2 separate regions of the Mus musculus genome follow, and region 2 is linked to region 1. The links are chromatin loops, found by intact Hi-C in ENCODE. Cell type or tissue: left cerebral cortex. All regions are shown on one strand. Each heading gives the region's core, and the rest is flanking DNA. Links, peaks and the distances in the headings are about the cores only. Region 1 holds the start of Scmh1 (sex comb on midleg homolog 1). Region 2 overlaps Scmh1 (sex comb on midleg homolog 1).

Evidence for each region. Hi-C counts contacts between places; a loop is a spot of excess contacts. Peaks named below come from ENCODE experiments on the same cell type or tissue, not always from the same donor. Only the 100,000 strongest peaks of a DNase experiment are listed, where the experiment ranks them.
Region 2: it touches region 1 in a loop (2.3-fold over the local background); 3 of 42 quality-filtered maps call a loop at or near these places.

The regions. Positions count from the first base shown.
Region 1 is chr4:120,401,474-120,410,145 of GRCm38, reverse strand. Scmh1 (sex comb on midleg homolog 1) reads right to left here and starts at 4,798. Exons shown (of 18, transcript NM_001379185.1): 1 at 4,690-4,798. In left cerebral cortex, for the core only: a CTCF peak has its summit at 4,949; DNase peaks (open chromatin) are centred at 3,830, 4,508, 4,706 and 5,148; H3K4me3 peaks cover 2,287 bases; H3K27ac peaks cover 1,372 bases.
Region 2 is chr4:120,515,186-120,523,857 of GRCm38, reverse strand. It overlaps Scmh1 (sex comb on midleg homolog 1), which reads right to left. Exons shown (of 18, transcript NM_001379185.1): 13 at 8,584-8,672; 14 at 6,781-6,972; 15 at 1,209-1,403. Among named protein-coding and RNA genes, the nearest start is that of Slfnl1, 13 kb to the left of the region's middle. In left cerebral cortex, for the core only: a CTCF peak has its summit at 4,046 (motif pointing right); a DNase peak (open chromatin) is centred at 6,317.

The sequences.
Region 1 (8,672 bases), core at 334-8,333:
AACGCTGACACCATTGCAAACACTAGCAAGATTTTGCTGAAAGGACCCTGATATAGCTGTCTCTTGTGAGACTATGCCAGGGCCTAGCAAACAAAGAAGTGGATGCTCACAGTCAGCTATTGGATGGATCACAGGGCCCCCAATGGAGGAGCTGGAGGAAGTACCCAGGGAGCTGGGAGGATCTGCAACCCTATAGGTGGAACAACAATATGAACTAACCAGTACCCCCACACACCAAGAGCTCATGTCTCTAGCTGCATATGTATCAGAAGATGGCCTGGTCGGCCATCAGTGGAAAGAGAGGCCCATTGGTCGTGCAGACTTTATATGCCCCAGTACAGGGGAATGCCAGGGCCAAGAGGTGGGAGTGGGTAGGTGGGGGAGTGGGTGTGGGGGACTTTTGGGTTAGCATTGGAAATGTAAATGAAATAAATATCCAATAATAAAAAAATTTGAACTTCTGAATTAATGTGTATAAATGAACACATAGTGAACTGATGTAGGTAGAGAGGATGGACGTACAACCTATCGCTCACTAATATATCTGGAACCAATTCCAAATTTGATAGTGTCAAGGATCTCACAGAAAAGCTCAGTCCATTTCTCGAGCCACATAGCCCACTGTTGACTTAAACAAATACCCAAATTTGTGTCAAATCTAATTAATTTGAAACACTTGATAGAGTATACTTGGTATGGAGACATAATTATTATTTAATCTACTGAAATATCTCCAGGGCCCAAAGAAATGTATCTTGAGTGTGAAGACTAAACTTATTTCCAAATGTTGAAAGTGACTGCTCTTTCCTACTGTTCATTTAGTCCTTCGGATAAAAGAATACTTACTGTATTTTGCCTAATAATTTGGTAAGTGTGCGGGAAAAGCTTTATTTCTACAAGCAGAGCATAAGCCCATTAACAGTAAAGACAAGAAAATTAGCATTTACTTTACTTATATAAAGAGCCAATTGCTTTTCTAGTGCTTATGTTTTTTATGTAAACTTTGAAATAAGTTTATGAAATAAACTATGAAACTATGAAATAAGAACTTATTTGTATTATTTATTTTTATTTTTTTAATATTTATCAGGGTATTTACAGGCATAAGGTTAGAAATAGCAGAGCCTAGATGTGAATCCTGGTGTTTCTAAATCCAAAGCCTAGACTCTTCTGGATTGTCCCAAAACCATGGGTTAATCTCACTGCTTTATCTAATTGTTTCCTACTTACCTACAAGCAACATAGAAAAATCCCTTTGTCATTATATATGGGCAGAAAAGATTCAGTATATGGTATGTTTCCTTATTTTCAAGACTCAAAAAAGAGTCTTGGTGCAAACAATATTTGATATGAGCCCTGAATAAAAATGAAGAGATGAGAACCCTGCCTGTAAGGAAAAGGTAAAAACCCTGACTTATCCACTCCTGCATTTAAAAGTCCTCCTCTGAGGTTTGTGCCATCTGGCAGTACCACTTTCTGCCCGACTGCCTCCTGTGTCATCTACCACCTCAATTAATCCTTTATCTTTACTGCACCTGGGTCACAATCTTCCTCTTTTCCTCATCCCATCATCCTAAATCACTCTGCTGTCCTCACAGCTCCGCCACACTCCACTTCAATGACCTTCGCTTCTGCTGTATTTCACTTAGCTTTCCCGCACACACATATATATATCCCGCACACACATATACATGCATATCTAGTTGTCACCTAGAACAGGTCCACATCAGACTTTATTATTTATAATAATAAACTAATATTTTATGTCCTAACCACAATTTATTTTCTTCCACATTACTTCCATTATTTGTCCCCTGGTCTAACTCAAAAAATTGCTAAATCTAAAAATAAGAATAAAATAAACCCATCTCCAAGTGTTTCCTGTTTCAATTAATGACACCCTCCTCCTATGGTTATCCAAGCCTAAGACCTGAATACAACATGAATTATTCCCTCATACACATAAGACCTCATAAGCTTTCTCAAACTCATTTCTTACTTTTTCATCTCTGTAACCATTTTTAATGTTACTTCAACCATGTCTACTTTTTTTTAAAGTAAGCCTTCAGTGATTAAAGAACATCCCCCACTGAATTAATTTCACAATATTTATATATACAAGGTCCACCATGACACAGTCTTTGCCTGGCTGGACCTTCATAATTTACTATATTTTATCTCTACCGTTACATTATTGGCAGTCACAAAGTGTTGTGGGTTTTGTGGGGGTCAATCCTTTTCTCTTACTTTTCCTTTATTTGTTCTATTTTCTCTAAGGCATATTCTACTCCTCTTGGCCCCCTCATCACCAGAGCCTAGGCTCATCCCTCCCCATAGCCTTCCCTCAAAGCCTGGCTAGTTCAAAAGCCCTCACTCTCCATGCAGTGCTTAACTTTTATTGAGCTAGCCTGTGTAAGCACCACATTGGTCCAGCTCCACAATGTTACAAATGTCCCACTTATCTGTGTGTCCAGTCTACACCATACATAACTCAATGCCTGACACATGGTAGTATATAAGTATAAAGGTTACAATACAGCAAGTTTAAATTTCATTGTAATGTTCATATCAGAGTTTTCCCAGTTTTGAATCCTTACCCTGGAGGGTGCAGTTCTGTACAGAATGGCACCATATAATTCTTTAACAAGTTACACAAAAGTGAAACAGTATTTGCACAAACTAACATTCCAGAAATTAAAATCTGACATGTGTGGAGCTGGTGAGATAGCTCAATGTTTAAGATCATGTATCTCTCTTCCAGAGGAACCAAGCCTAGCTCTTAGCACCCAACTGTTATCTTACAACTCTCTATAACTCCAGTTGTAGAGAAATCTTATTCCTCTAGCCTCCATGGGCGCGCGCGCACACACACACACACACAATTAAAAAGCAACACCTTTAAAATTTTGACTTATGTGCTACAAACTTAAAAACCACTAACCAATTCAAAAAACAAAGACATAAGTACAAAGATAAACACAGTTCTGACTGCTGGTATGCGCTTGCCTTAGTTACAAAAACAGTGAAACTTTGCTCAGATCTTGAATGAGGTCCCAGCCACAGATCTTAGCATTTTATCTACAAAGCCATCACTTCCCTAATGGGCTTAAGAAATTACTTGTTTGCAGGGATGCTTAGGCAAAGGTCTAAAAAACTAATAAAAGATCCGTTTTAAGTACTTTAACCCTACGTACCACCAAGGCTAAGAATTAAACTTTAAAAAAAAAAAAAGGAAAAAAAAGGAATGCTTTTTTAATGAGCAACAGAAAGTGTTTTTTTCACAGCAAGTTGAGGCCTTCTGCTGGCAGGGAAAAAAAGCAGAGTTCATTGTCATAAGGCAGTTCTCTCTCCAAGCAAATATTAAATTGCAGTTTGGCACCAATCTAGGTCTCAGTCCTTTTTAGAGCAAAAATAATAAGCTCTTTTATCTGCATGATATATTACACTGTACAATCTTTTGATATACATTAGCTCACTTGATGAAGTGTTCAATTTTTCAAAGGAAGAGAAACCACAAAACAGGATGATCTCTTTTAGCTTGGGGGAACACATGCTACTACTATACAGCTTTTCCCTCTCCCCTCCCTACCCCCACCCGCTAAGTTCAACGCAGTACGAAAATGAGGAAGGGAGAGTACTTTTTATTTAAGGTCAGTCCTTTAGGGTCAAAGCTCTTCCCTTAGAAATGATTGAGCTTGGTCTCTCTGCTCACAAGAAGCTCTTCTGTGGGGGCAATATGGGCAAACCAGTGCTCATCAAAGGAGCGGATCAAAGACCAGAGTAAAGAAAAAGACTAAAGGAATTGGGAGTTAGCCAAAATAAGACTCAGGGGACACGATTACTATCTTCACTCTTAACAGCTGCCCAAGAGGAAACGAAGCAGAAAGACGAGAGACAGCCGTTCCTTTCTACCTATAACCAAATCCATCCAGGACCAGACTGGACGGCCTTACTTTAGAAAGGTTATTAGGACTAGGACGGAGAGCCGTCCTAAAAGGTTCGCCAAATTATTAGGGTATTATTTGGAATTTTTAAAGATAACTTCCTTCCCGAATAGGATAAGAGTAGGGGGAGCCTGGATGACTCTCAGATCTCTTCGCTTTGGGGTATGTTTTGGGGTTCACCTATCTACTAGGGAACTCCTTCCCCTGCTGTGCTCTAAGGTTGTCCGCCGTTCCCTGTCTCAGGTTCGAAACCTTCTGTAGCCGCCGGGTGTTTGCCCGGCTCCAGGCAGGTGACACAAGTGAGTCTCCCCCACCCCGCCCCCAGCCCCGGGACCCCTGAAGAAAGCTCCAAGCCCACTGTGTTCACGACCCCCGGTGCTCCGCTGCTGGGACCCAGGCGAATCTCTCTGGCGACGCGTCCCAGCAGCCCGAAAGAGCCCCCGCACTGGGCCCGAGCCAGGCTTCCCGGTTCCGCCCCAAGCCCTGCTCCCCGCTCGGAAGGGGCCCTGTGCGGGGACTCGCGCGCCGCGCCCCCGACCGACCCCGACGCGTCAGGCCGCCGCCGGACACTGGGCCCGAGCAGATGCGGCGCAGGCCGCCGGGGTTCTGGCCGGGTTGACACGGCCGCCGGAGGGCCGCGGACACAGACACCAGGGTCACCGGGCGGGGACTCGCTCCAGCCCGTGGCCGTAAGGCGGGCCTTGAGGGGCCCGGACCGGGCCGGGGGTGGCAGTGAGGCGCTTACCTGAGGGCGACAGCGGCGCGGGGCGCGGGCGGCTCACTCCCATCCAGCCGCCATGTTTCCGCTGCGCAGGGAGCGAGCGAGGACGCCGGCAGGGGCGGGCGACGGCTCTGGAGAGCGGCTCGGCTGAGGCGGCGGCGGGAGGCGGGGGGCTCCACCGAGGCGGCGGCGGCGGCGGCGGCGGCGGCCGAGGGGCGGGGGGCGGGGGCGAGAGCTGCCCAGCCCCGCCCGCCAGAGACTCCTGCCGCGAGGTGGCGCGCGCCGCGGCCGTTGGGTTCTCTCGCGCGCGCGCGCGGGGCGGCGGGAAGGGGCGACCCCTCGCGCCTTCCCCCCGCCTCGCGACCGCCAGCCCTAAAAAAAAAAAAAAAAAAAAAAAAAAAAAAAAAAAAGCCGCGACCCACTGGATTGCTCGCGTCTCCCAGACAAGTGAATGACGTCCTCTGAGGTCCCAGGTTCGAATCCCGTCGGCCCTCAGCCCCCACCCAGCTGGTGGCCGGCTGTGGAGTAATCTTAAAAGAGTTCCTTCGCACCTTTAGTCTTTCCAATGCGCAGGCGGGAGGAAAACTACTATGAGGAGAAAACCAGTGCGCCCCAAAAGGTGCAACAAGACTAACAAAAGCAGGCCTTCACTTTTGCCCCGTAGTAGGCTTTGAATGTTAGCGTGCTAGGTACTACAGTGGCTAGGGTCCTTCCAATGATGCTACCCCACCCCACACACAATTGTGTCTCAAGAACGTTATGTTTTAGCCCGCGGAAACTGAAGTTCATGGGGGTGGGGGGGAGAGCTACGTCTCCAAGATCACACAATTTTACTGGCTGTGCTCTTGCCTGGAGGTCAGGTGTTAAGGGAAATGCTGGTTGATTTTTATCAGCCTGAAACAAATCTACTCTTATCTCAGAAGGTGGAATCTCAGTTGCATAACAGTCTCCATCAGAATGGCCTATAGGCAAAGTCTGGGTGGGCATTTTCTTGTCTAATGATTGATGTGGGAGGTGCTACCCCTGGGCAGAGGTGGTCCTAGGTGGTATAAAGAGAGGCCAATAAAGGATGTTGCTCCATAGCCTAGCTTCATTTCCTGTCTCCCTGTTGCTGTTCTCACCTCCCTCAGAGATGAACAATGTTGTGGAAGTGTAAGCCAAATAAACCATTTCCTCTCCCAGGTTGCTTTTGGTAGGGGTCTTTATCACAGCTATGGAACTCACACCAGAACCAGAGAGTTCCGGGAAAGCAGCCCTTACTTAGCCCGAAGCTCATTCAATCTGGTTCCTAGAGGAAGCTGCAAAGAAAGGCTTCTCAGGATGAGGAGAGACTGAGAGCAAAGGTGTGGCAGGGATGGCTATCAAGAGTCTGAGAGGCTCTGGGAATCTGGTGGTGATGCTGTTAATGTTAGAGAATGAAGGGAAGCCAAAGCACGGCAGATCCTTGCACATCTACACTAGAACTTCAATTTTTTTTCCTCTCTCTCTTCTATTGGATATTTTCCTTATTACATTTCAAACGTTATCCCCTTTCCAGGTCTCCCCTCCAAAAACCCCCTATCCTATCCCTGCTCCCCCAGCCTCTATGAGGGTGCTCCCCCACCCACCCACACACTCAATGCCTTCCCTCCTTGACATTCCACGACACTGAGGGATCAAACCCCTAAGGCCCAAGGGCCGCTCCTCCCACTGATGTCCAACGAGGCTATCCTCTGCCACATATATGGCCGGAGCCATGGGTCCCTCCCTGTATACTCTTTGGTTGGTGATCCAGTCCCCGGGAGCTGGGGGGGGAGGGGTCTGGCCAGTTGACACTGTTGCTCCCCCCATAGGGCTACAAACCCCCTCAGTTCCTTCAGTCCCTTCTCCAATTCCTTCATTGGGGACCCCATGCTCAGTCCAATAGTTGGCTGCAAGCATCTGCCTCTGTATCTGTCAGGCTTTGGCAGAGCGTCTCAGGAGACAGCCATATCAGGCTCCAGTCAGCAAGCACTTTCTAGCATCTGCAATAGCGTCTGGGTTTGGCAACTGTATACGGGATAGATTCCCAAGTGGGGCAGTCTCTGGATGGACCTTCCTTCTCCCTGTACAAAGTTCAAGTCCAAGTGGATCAAGGACCTCTACAGAAAACCAGATACCCTGGATCTAATAGAAGAGAAAGTGGGGAAGAACCTCGAACACATGGGCACAGGGGAAACATTCCTGAACACCAATATTTATGCTCTAAGATCAAGAATTGAAAATGGGACCTCATAAGATTGCAAGGCTTGCCAGGCGATGGTGGCATGCCTTAAACTCAGCACTTGGGAAGCAGAGGCAGGTAGATCTCTGTGTTCGAGGCCAGCCTGGTCTACAGAGTGAGTTCCAGGACAGCCAGGGCTACACAGAGAAACCCTGTCTCAAAAAACAAAAAAACAAAACAAAACAAAAAACAAACAAACAAAAAGAAGATTGCAAGACTTCTGTAAGGCAAACCACAATAGGTCAAAACAGCAACCAATAGGTTGGGAAAAGATCTTTACCAATCCTACATAGAGGGCTAATATCCAATATATACAAGGAACTCAAGAAGTTAGACTCCAGAGAACCAAAGAACCCTATTTAAAAATGGGGAACAGGGCTAAACAGAATTCTCAACTGAGGAAAATCGAATGGCTGAGAAGCACCTAAAGAAATGTTCAACATCCTTAGTCATCAGGAAAATGCAAATCAAAACAACTCAGATTCCATCTCACACCAGTCAGAATGGCTAAGATCAAAAACTCAGGTGACAGCAGATGCTAGCAAGGATGTGGAGAAAGAGGAACATTCCTCCATTGCTGGTGGGATTGCAAACTGGTACAACCACTCTGGAAATCAATCTGGTAATTCCTCAGAAAATTGGACATAGTACTACCTGAGGGCCCAGCTATACCATTCCTGGGCATATACCCAGAAGATGTTCCAACATGTAATAAGGACACATGCTCCACTATGTTCATAGCAGCCTTATTTATAATAGCTAGATGCTGGAAACAACCCAAATGCCCCTCAACAGAAGAATGGATATAGAAAATGTGTTACATTTACACAATGGAGCACTACTCAGCTATTAAAAACAATGACTTCATGAAATTCACAGGTAAATGGATGAAACTTGAAAATACCACCCTGAGTGAGATAACCCAATCACAAAAGAACACACATGGTATGTACTCACTGATAAGTGGATATTAGCCCAAAAGTTCAGTATACCCAAGATATGATTCACAGACCATATGAAGCTCAAGAAGAAGGAAGATCAAAGTGTGGATGCTTCAGTGCTTCTTAGAAGGGGGAACAAAATTTCACAGGAGGAAATATGGAGACAAAGTGTGACACAGAAACTGAAGGAAAGGCCATCCAAATTGGTTTTTTTTTTTTTTTTGAGTCCATGGTAATATGCACTTTGAGCCTCAGGGTGCCCCTAAGGTCCTTTCAGGGGTCAGTGAACTGAGGTGTCCTTTTCTTAATAATGCTTTGTTGGAAAAAAGAATAATAATGCCTTGTTGGGAGCACAGCGTGAAGATTCCTGTGCCCACAGCTCTTCAGGAAAATGAGAACTGTTAAGCCAGTAAGCAGCATCTCTCTATGGCCTCTGCACTGGCTCTTGCCTCCTGGTCCCTTGCTTGCTTGAGTTCCTGCCCTGACTCCCCTCAATAATGGGCTGTTTCTCCCCAAGTTGCTGTGACCATGGTGCATATACCATCACAGGACAAGTAATCCACATTTACCAGGAACCCACTGAGTAGCCTGCGATGAAAAGTCTGAGGGACTATGTGTTGGGGTGCTGAGAAGGCTCCCATGGTGTGGTGGAGCAGAGCAGTTGGTTACAAAGTATGAGGCTGACCTCGCCAGACCCGCCTTCTGTTTCCTTCACTTTCAAGTGTGTTGGCACTCCCAACACTTGAGAGCTTGAGACAGAAAATCCCCAGCTCAAGTCCAGCCTGGGCTACATAGTGAGACCCTGCTTCAAACACAAAACAATA
Region 2 (8,672 bases), core at 301-8,300, 110 kb before region 1:
GCCCAAGTGCTGTACTCAATAAGAATTTCTTTGGACTCACAGGTTCTCTCACCTGTCTTTATTTTGATCAATTCTCCCTTGATATTTTCTCAATTCATCGCAATACCCTCACCATGTCTCTTGATAAGATTACCAACTACCTACCAATTACTGAGTTGTGTAGGTATTCCTCAGGTCTGCTGCTAAACATTCTTGGAGTGTCCAGCCACCATCCAACCAATGCCCCCTTCTCCTCACACTGGGGGCCTTTCCTGCTGTGCAATCCCCTGTTTCTGCTCCCACTTTTCCCACTTGGCCTACTAGGCACCCATCTTTGGTAAGCTGCTCTTCTCATCCCACCTTTCCTCCTGGGAACTCATTACTTGTAAAGTTTCAACAGTAATTGATGAATGGTCCCAAACCCTTAAGCACTGCACTCTTCCTATGAATCTGACCTGCACCAGCCGCTGTCTGCTGTCTACTCCAAGATGACTCATGCCCCTCCCTCCCTTCCATCTCTAGGTCTTCTGTAGTGAATGGCACCATTCAGCAAACTGTATCTAGATCTCTAAACCTAGGAGACAGTCCCACTTCCTCCTTCCTCACTGTAAACCTAGGAGACAGTCCCCACTTCCTCCTTCCTCACTGTCTTCAAGCTTTTCTAAATTAATCTAGTGAGAAGTTTCTAACACTATCCTAATTTTCAGGCTGTTTTCACTTCGGTTCTGGCCCATTCTCTCTAGTCTTGTCCCTCAAGTCCAGGTTCAAGCCAGCACTCCGTTATTCAGATAGAGTTCTGTTTGTGTCTTGCCTCTGATTACCACTGGTAGCCTAGCTCTGCCAGCATGATCAACTCTAAACTCATCAGTTTGGAAGTTTTCCATACTATAAGCCCTAACTCTGACACTGTTTCAGCAATGCCAAAGCCATACAGTCCTCATGCGGCTGATTCTATGCTCTGCCTTTAGCTCCATTCTGTCCCTTTTTGTTCTAAGTCTTTGGCTCCCAATTTATGGGGTTTTTTTTTGTTTGTTTGTTTGTTTGTTTTTAAACCAAGCCCAGAATACCAATAACATCGCAGATGGCTGGGCAAGGCACAAAGGTGAGTATAGCCCCAGTCCTAACACCCAGTAGGGCAGCAAAACTAGTTCCCCTTAGTACTCTCTGATCCCAGGAACAAGGGAAGGAAGGGCAAAGTCATGAGGCCCACAGAGCCCTAATCAGCTTACCCTTAGAGCAGAGCCTACGCACAGCAGAGACAGTGCTTAATGGGAGGCCACAGGAGGGAAGCAAGGGCCGATAGCCAGGAGTCCGAAGGTTTTGGGATGTGCTGACAAGGTTGGCAGGCTTCAAGGCAGAATCCATCAGGTCTGAGTGTGTCTCCAAGGACCGGGCCAGGCTATTCCCCAGGACAAAGGTTTCACCTGGAAAATAATAAAACCAGAGTTAAAGTAGGGACTAGCTTGGAGGGACTGGCAGAATGCTGGCTCCAGGTACCTTCCTGAGTGGAACAAGAGGCAGCAAGACATAAAGCCCTACAAGGACTCAGGACACCTGTGTATCACTCCTGTTTCTGGCTCAGGAGCTCAGGACTTGGATTCCTCCCTGGACTCTCTTTCTAGACTGTTCCTTTTGGCCTGAGATAGTAGTAGTTCTTCCTTTTCTGGATAAGGACAACTGAAAAGGAATAGAGTTACTTTAGGCGGAAGATAATTCTTTAGTCCTAAGATGCTACAATGAGGATAAGGGCTGTGGGAAGGATGCAAATGCTCAGAGGAGGCTTCTGGATGTGTGTGCCCATGCACACACACGTCGAGGCCAGAGGATCCTGAGTGTCTTCCTCTAGCATTTTCTGCTTCATTCTCTTGAGACAGGATTTGTCACTGAGCCTGAAGTTCACTGTTTTTTGAACTAGGCTAGCTGGCTAGTGAGATCCCAAGATCTGCTTGTCCTTGACCCCCAATGTTGGAGTTACTAGCACATATAGCCACAATTACTTTTTAACGTGGGCAGTAGGGATTCAAACTCAAATCCTCACTATTTCAGAGCACGTGCTTTTAATTACTGAGCCAGTAAATCCCGACAGGAGGGTTCTTTAGAAGCAGATGCTGATCAGCAGGACATCTCAGAAATACTCCATGACAGCTGATTAGAAGCCTGTCTGCAGAGAACCTGTTCCTTCGATGCCCCTAGTCCTTTATCTGTACTGACCTTGTTCCACAGAAACATTCCAAGAAGCCAGGGGAGCTCAGGCACAGGGACTCAGATCAGGGTAAGAACTTGACTCTGACACTTAGCAGACTGCTTCTTACTACACTGTGGGAAACCCTGAGACGTTTATCCACACACAGGAAGCCTTCCAAGGGGTTTGTGAACATCTGAAAGCCTTTGAGAAGGGAATCCCATGACAATTATGCACCTCTATGGACAATATCAGACAGCAGGACCCAGTCACCAGGTTGTGGATCTAACCTAAAGCTTAGGATGGTATACTGACTAGTCTTATGCAACTTGATACAACCTCGAGTTATAGGATAGGAGAGACTTTCGGTTGAGAATGCCTCCATAAGATCATTTTGATGGGGGAGGGCCCAGCCCACTGTGCACCGTGCCGCTCCTGGGCTGGTGGTCGTGGGTTCTATTAGAAAGCAGGCTGAATAAGCCATGCGGAATATAATATTCTCTAGATTCAGTGGTTCTCTGACCTCTACTTGAAAAAAACTGCTCATCTACCCACCCTCAATGACTGACTGTTCTCGTAGAAGATTTTTGGCAAATATGTCACTGTTGAGAGTTCTAATGGCTAAAATGCCCTCTTTTTTTTTTTTTTTTAAAGCTGAAATCTGTCTTCTTACAAATTGTCCCCCATGTTCTACTCTCTGTACTCTGAGTCTTGCCTGTCTTCCCAGGTTCCTCTGGGAGTATTTGTTACCCATGACTTTTCTCCATATTTATTTCCCACCCTTTCCCCTTTCCTCGCTCACTTGCTTGCTACCTTCCACTAGGAATGCTTGTAAGGTACCTCCTTGCAGTAAGATCTAGAGAAGAGCTGCCTTTTATTGATGGTGTGTATACACAGCAAGGACCTCATTTCTGCCCGCTGATATCCAGCAGAGCAGTGGCACAGCCTCATTTGTCCAACATCACAGCAGAAAAGCTAATTTACACTACCACGATGGCTAGAGAGCTTCCATCTCTGTCTGGATAGATAAGCAAGCTGACTCCCAGAAAAAGGGCGCTGAGGATGGATGGATGATTATGCCAGAAACAACTCAAGTCACTGAGTACTGGGAACAAAGGAACTACTTCCCCTAGCACATGGCAGCCCAGAAATCTCAAAGCAGCAGATCTAGAAGTTAATGCAAGGTAGATTCCAATCATAGCTAATGTCAATAGCCATAGTAACTAGCTGAATTAAAATAAATGTCCTGCCTCATGTTGCCATTATTTTAGGGAATCCAAAGGAGCCCCTTCACATGCCTGGTACTTGACCCAGAACACGTAACGCTGCAGAAGGGATTCTACTGTTAGCCTGCTCTCACTCAGGAGTCCTCTCATCCACTGCCTTTCATGCTCTTTGCTGATCATAAGCAGCTGGGCTGGAGCATCTCTGATCCATGCTTTCTCTCTTAGCTTCAGAGTGCAGGAGTTGAGTGAGTCTGTATTACCTCTGTCTCCTAAAATCCAATATGGAATCTGTCAAAGAGTGAGGATTTATAAATGTTTGATGACCTAAAGCTAAAATGCCTGGACTGGGTTCTTCAAAATGCCAATCAGAGAAGACAGAAAGAGTAGAGAACAGCTCTAGATAAAAGAAGATTAATAGACAGGAGAGTAAAAGGCACCAAATGATCCAATAAAAATCTCTTACTGGATTCTAAATTATAGAAAACAAAGCAAAACAAAAACAGCTACAATAGACATCATTGAGATGACTGGGAAATTTTTCATCTGGATGATATAATAGCCCAGGAGTATTTTATTTACATTTATTTTCTTTTTAAAGATTTATTTCTTTATTTTATTTACATGAGTGCACTGTAGCTGTCTTCAGACACCCCAGAAGAGGGCATCAGATCCCATTACAGATGGTTGTGAGACAACATGTAGATCTCTCCAGCCCCTACATTTCTTGAATACAAAAATTAATGTTCTTCTTTCTGCCCTTCCACCACCCTTTCTGCCTCCCACTTTCCCTTCTTCCCTCTTCACTCTTTCTGACGCAGGGTTTCACTGTGTACCTCAGGCTACCCTTTAACGTGTGAACCTCTCCCCTCAAATTCCTGAGGGCTGGGATTACAGGTATGTGCCTGTATTCTATGCTCTTTAAAAGAGGTATGTAGAAAAATATTTTTTTTAAGATTTATTTATTATTGTATCTAAGTACACTGTAGCTGTCTTCAGATGCACCAGAAGAGGGCGTCAGATCTCATTATGGGTGGTTGTGAGCCACCATGTGGTTGCTGGGATTTGAACTCAGGACCTTCGGAAGAGCAGTCGGTGCTCTTAACCACTGAGCCATCTCTCCAGCCCCTAGAAAAATATTTTACTTGTTAGCTGGGCCATGGTGGCACCTGGGAAGAAGAGGCAGGTAGATCTCTGTGAGTTCAAGGGCAGCATGGTCTATAGTCCTAGTTCCAGGGCCACACAAAGAAATCCTGTCTTGAAAAACCAAAACAAACAATCAAGATAAAATTTCACTTGCAGTTAATTCTTGTGTGTTAAATAAACAAAAGTCATGTACATAGATATGTATTAAATATATAGATACCAGTATATGTGTGAACAGTGCAACAGAGCAAATGCTACAAAAAGTTAAAAGTGACTCTTCGTGAAGATGCGTTTTACTTTTGTTGTAATTTTTCTATAGGTTTGAAAGTTTCTAAAATAGAGCAGTGAGAACAGTAAATCTCAGTTCAGGTAAGGAAACTTAACAGGATATGAACTTTTGATGGTTCTCTGTTACATTGTAAGTACATGGTCAGCTGAGCCAAGTCCACAGATGTCGTAGGGCAAGGTGGTGGCAAGGCAGGAAGGGGAAAGGGCTCCAGGAAATGTGGGGGAATGGCAACAAAACAGGTTTAAAGGAAAAACAAACAAAAAAAGCTACAGATACTAATGGGGCTCTGCAGAGGGCCGGTAAATAACCAGAAAAATATAGGTGCCAATGAGGTATCAGAGCAGAGGAACAGGCAGGCAGAGAAGACAAGCTACAGAGAGGAGGAGTCAGAAGTCTAGACAAAGGCCTGGCTTGTCTGGGCACAGTTAAAACTACTAGTAAGAAGTAAACAGAAGGCAGGATGCAAGTAGACAACATGCTGAAACCTCCCATGAAGAACAGCTTGGTGGGCAGAGAGGCTCAGAGTTGGTGCAGCCTGTCTGACATGGGGTTGATGGGACACAGTCACAGCTAGAAAGGGTACCCCTACTCTTCTTCATGACTAGAGGCCCACTGCGGGCATGCCCCCAGCAGCCGCTGTACTTTCCCAGTTCATGAGGGGCAGTGTTCTAAGTTTCTTCTCTTTGTGCAGCTCCCTCTCATGCACCTCCTCTTTCAGATTTCCAGTCAGGCCTTTCATTAGGGAAACAGAGCCCAGGGCTCCCAAATGACAATGGCTGAGAATATTTAACACGTTGTCTTTGTCTGTTCCAACTCCAGCCTATCCAATACAACATTCTAACTGAAGGACTGTTCTTATAGGTTCTGATGTTTAAAAAAAAAAAAAAAGCAATTTAGAGCAGGTAGTTTAAGAAGTTTCCTCTGAAGAAAAGAACCACCTGAGAGGCATGAGACAGCTGCAGGGCCCAGATGTTTGGTTGACATGCAGGCAAAGGAGTAGTTTAGGTATCTTTTCACCTCAAATCACATAAGCAATCCTCATTTGTGGCAGAAGTATAGAGGGGTCAGAGGAGACTGGTTGTGTGGTCTCTTCCCTGAGTACATTCTCTAGAAGTGATACTTTCGTCAGAAGTCTTTTCATTAAGAGTCTGATGAAAAGACATCAGGAAAGGGAGTGTGGGAGTGAGACCCATGCAGAAGCCCCAGGCACCTTTCAGACTCACGAACCTGAGATAGACAGAGTAGCCCCAGGCTGACGTACCTCCTCTCTACTCAGGGCACCATCACAGGTGTCTTTTAAAGAACAATTCCTCCCATTTAACAGCAACCTACCTCTCTCTGTTTGGACCAAGCTTTCCTCCCTCCCTCGGTTCTGTGTCCTGTATTCCAGATCAGAGCTGCCGAGCTCCACTCATTCTTCAAGCACTCTGGGAAGTGCTTAGTCACTGACCTAGCCACGTGGCATCCGCTTTCTCATTGTGGCTCTGGTATGTTAACTAAAAAGTTATTTTCCAGCCTAGTTGGAAACAGCAGGAACTTGAATGGACTTGTTAGACTGGCAATGCTAGAAGTTAGGGCCACATGCCAAAGAAAAGAATGGATGGCCAATCAAAAGGAACAACTTCCTCCATCTCTAGCCTAAGAGTAAACCTTGTAGCTAGCAAAGGAGAGCTGCATGAGGCCTCTGATTCATACTGAGAGATGTGCTGGGGCTTCTTGGGCTGCACAGAAGGAACCCATAGGACAACTTCTCGAGACAGGGGTCCAGAGGAAAGAGAGATTCTAGAGTGACAGCAAAATTCTGAAGACTTAAAGTGGCAGAAACCCAAAACCCCCTAGATTAACCCAGATGTGGCAAGGGTAAAGGGCAGAAACCAGATCTCCGGAGTGTGGGTGCTAGGCTCGCAGGCGCTCCTGGCTGCACAGCCACAGCTCAGCCCAGTCCCCATCCCAGCTCCTACCTGGTAGGTACCTGTCGTGGTTGTGATTATACTCTGTGGCAGTGAGTGATAAGTGAGTCTGTGTAAAGGGCTGGTTGCCAAACAGATTGTCACTTCGAAGGTTGTGGCAGAGCTTCTCCAGGAAACGGAGGACATAGGTGATGCTGTTGACTGCTGGGAGGTTCAGAGTGTGCTGTTCCCGGTCAAACACGGCTGTGGAGTCAAGTACACAAAGAAGTAAGTTGTACAACGATGGGTCGTGCCGGCTGGAGAAGCTCAGCTCATGTGTGTCTTAGGCTTGGCAGGTTACAAAAGGCAGTGCCAGGCTGCTTGCCCACTTGTTTTCTTCCTGCTCTTTTCCTTGCTCAAGGGCTTTGATTTTTGCCTCTAACTCCAAAGGGCGTGTAATCATGGGAGTGCCAGGCCAGGTCTGTTGCACCCTCAGGGCTCTGGTGTGGTCTGACTCAACCTGTGCAAACAACTATGAACATAATGCTATCTGCTTCATCACCTGGCTGGGCCTCTTTCAGGAAGTGCGCTCACCTAGGGTGCTGTGTTCACAAGAAATCTGCCCAACAACAGGGAGGCTATGCCGAAATAATACTGCTGTTGTTAGCAGCGGCCTAGACATACAATTTCCAATCTACATCAGGATACTGGATTTGGACAACATTGGGAAATGTTTCACACTTGTTATTTTTACATACTAATTTCTATCAAAATATTGTCATAATTTTTAAAAAGCAAAAGGCTCATGTAAGTGTCTTTGAGGGAAGTGAGGAAATGGAAATCTGGGGAGATAAATCACTCAAGAAAGTTTTAAAGAGGAAGAACTCTAGGCAGTAGAGGTGAAGAGCAACTGCAGGCAGTTAGGACACCTCAGACCCTGCAGACGGCTGCAAAGGAGGCCAGAGAGTGGTCTGGGCCTCAAGACCTGGTTTGAATGTATCTGCAGTACCCATCCTCCATGCATCCAGTGACTGTCTGGACTTGCCTCTGTAACATTTCTGTTGTCACCCTTCTATAGAGTATGTAGATTTTCTTTTCCACCATTGCAGACATGAGTCTGTTTTCCCTTTTCCTGGCTAGTGTTTGGCAGAAACCTCTGCCACACAGTAAAGGCTCAACAGGTATTTGCTAAAAGGACTATTTGGCTGTTTATGCTTCCTGTCAGCTGGTTCCTTAATACCATAGCAGCTTGCTAAGGGGAAAGGGGGGGGGGACTATAAGGAAACATTAGAGTAAAGACTGGAAGGCACAAGGTAGGTCAAGCCATTGTAGCCTTGGTGGGTAAAAATAAGATTTTGGACTTAAGAAAACCGAAAAGAAATAGAACACAGCAGGAAAATATTGTCAGTTACTGCAGAAAAAGTACCATACTGTTAAATCAAGCTCGCATTTTCCCTCTATCCTGGAATTCAGCTCTCTTGGATGGGTCCTATAGGCCCAGAAGCTTAGGAGGCAGAGAAATGAAAGGAGGTCAAAGCTCCTCTGGAGCCAGTTGAGGAAATTCTTTTGCTGCAACAACATAGGCCCTATGTTATTTCCTATGAAATGGCTTTAAGCAACACTTATATTTTCTGTGTGTGGACCAAAGTTTAGAGGTTGTGTTAGGTATTTTTGGCAGAGGTATTTGGTACATACTATATGGTATTCAGGTTATATAAGTCCAGCAGAGCCTGGGAACTGGCAGTATGGACTCTGGAGGAATGAGATACGTTTGCATTCTCCAGAGCCTATGAGTATGAAGTCAGTACTAGGATCTCTCATCAGAATGAAGGTCTGACACTCGGGTTAGGAGGCCAAACTAGCCCAAAAGTTTACCTGAAATGACTTCACCGCCGTGGCCCTGTTTGAGGAAGCTGAAGACAGTTTTCTGGTGATAAGCACAGTCAATGCAAGCCTGGACAGCC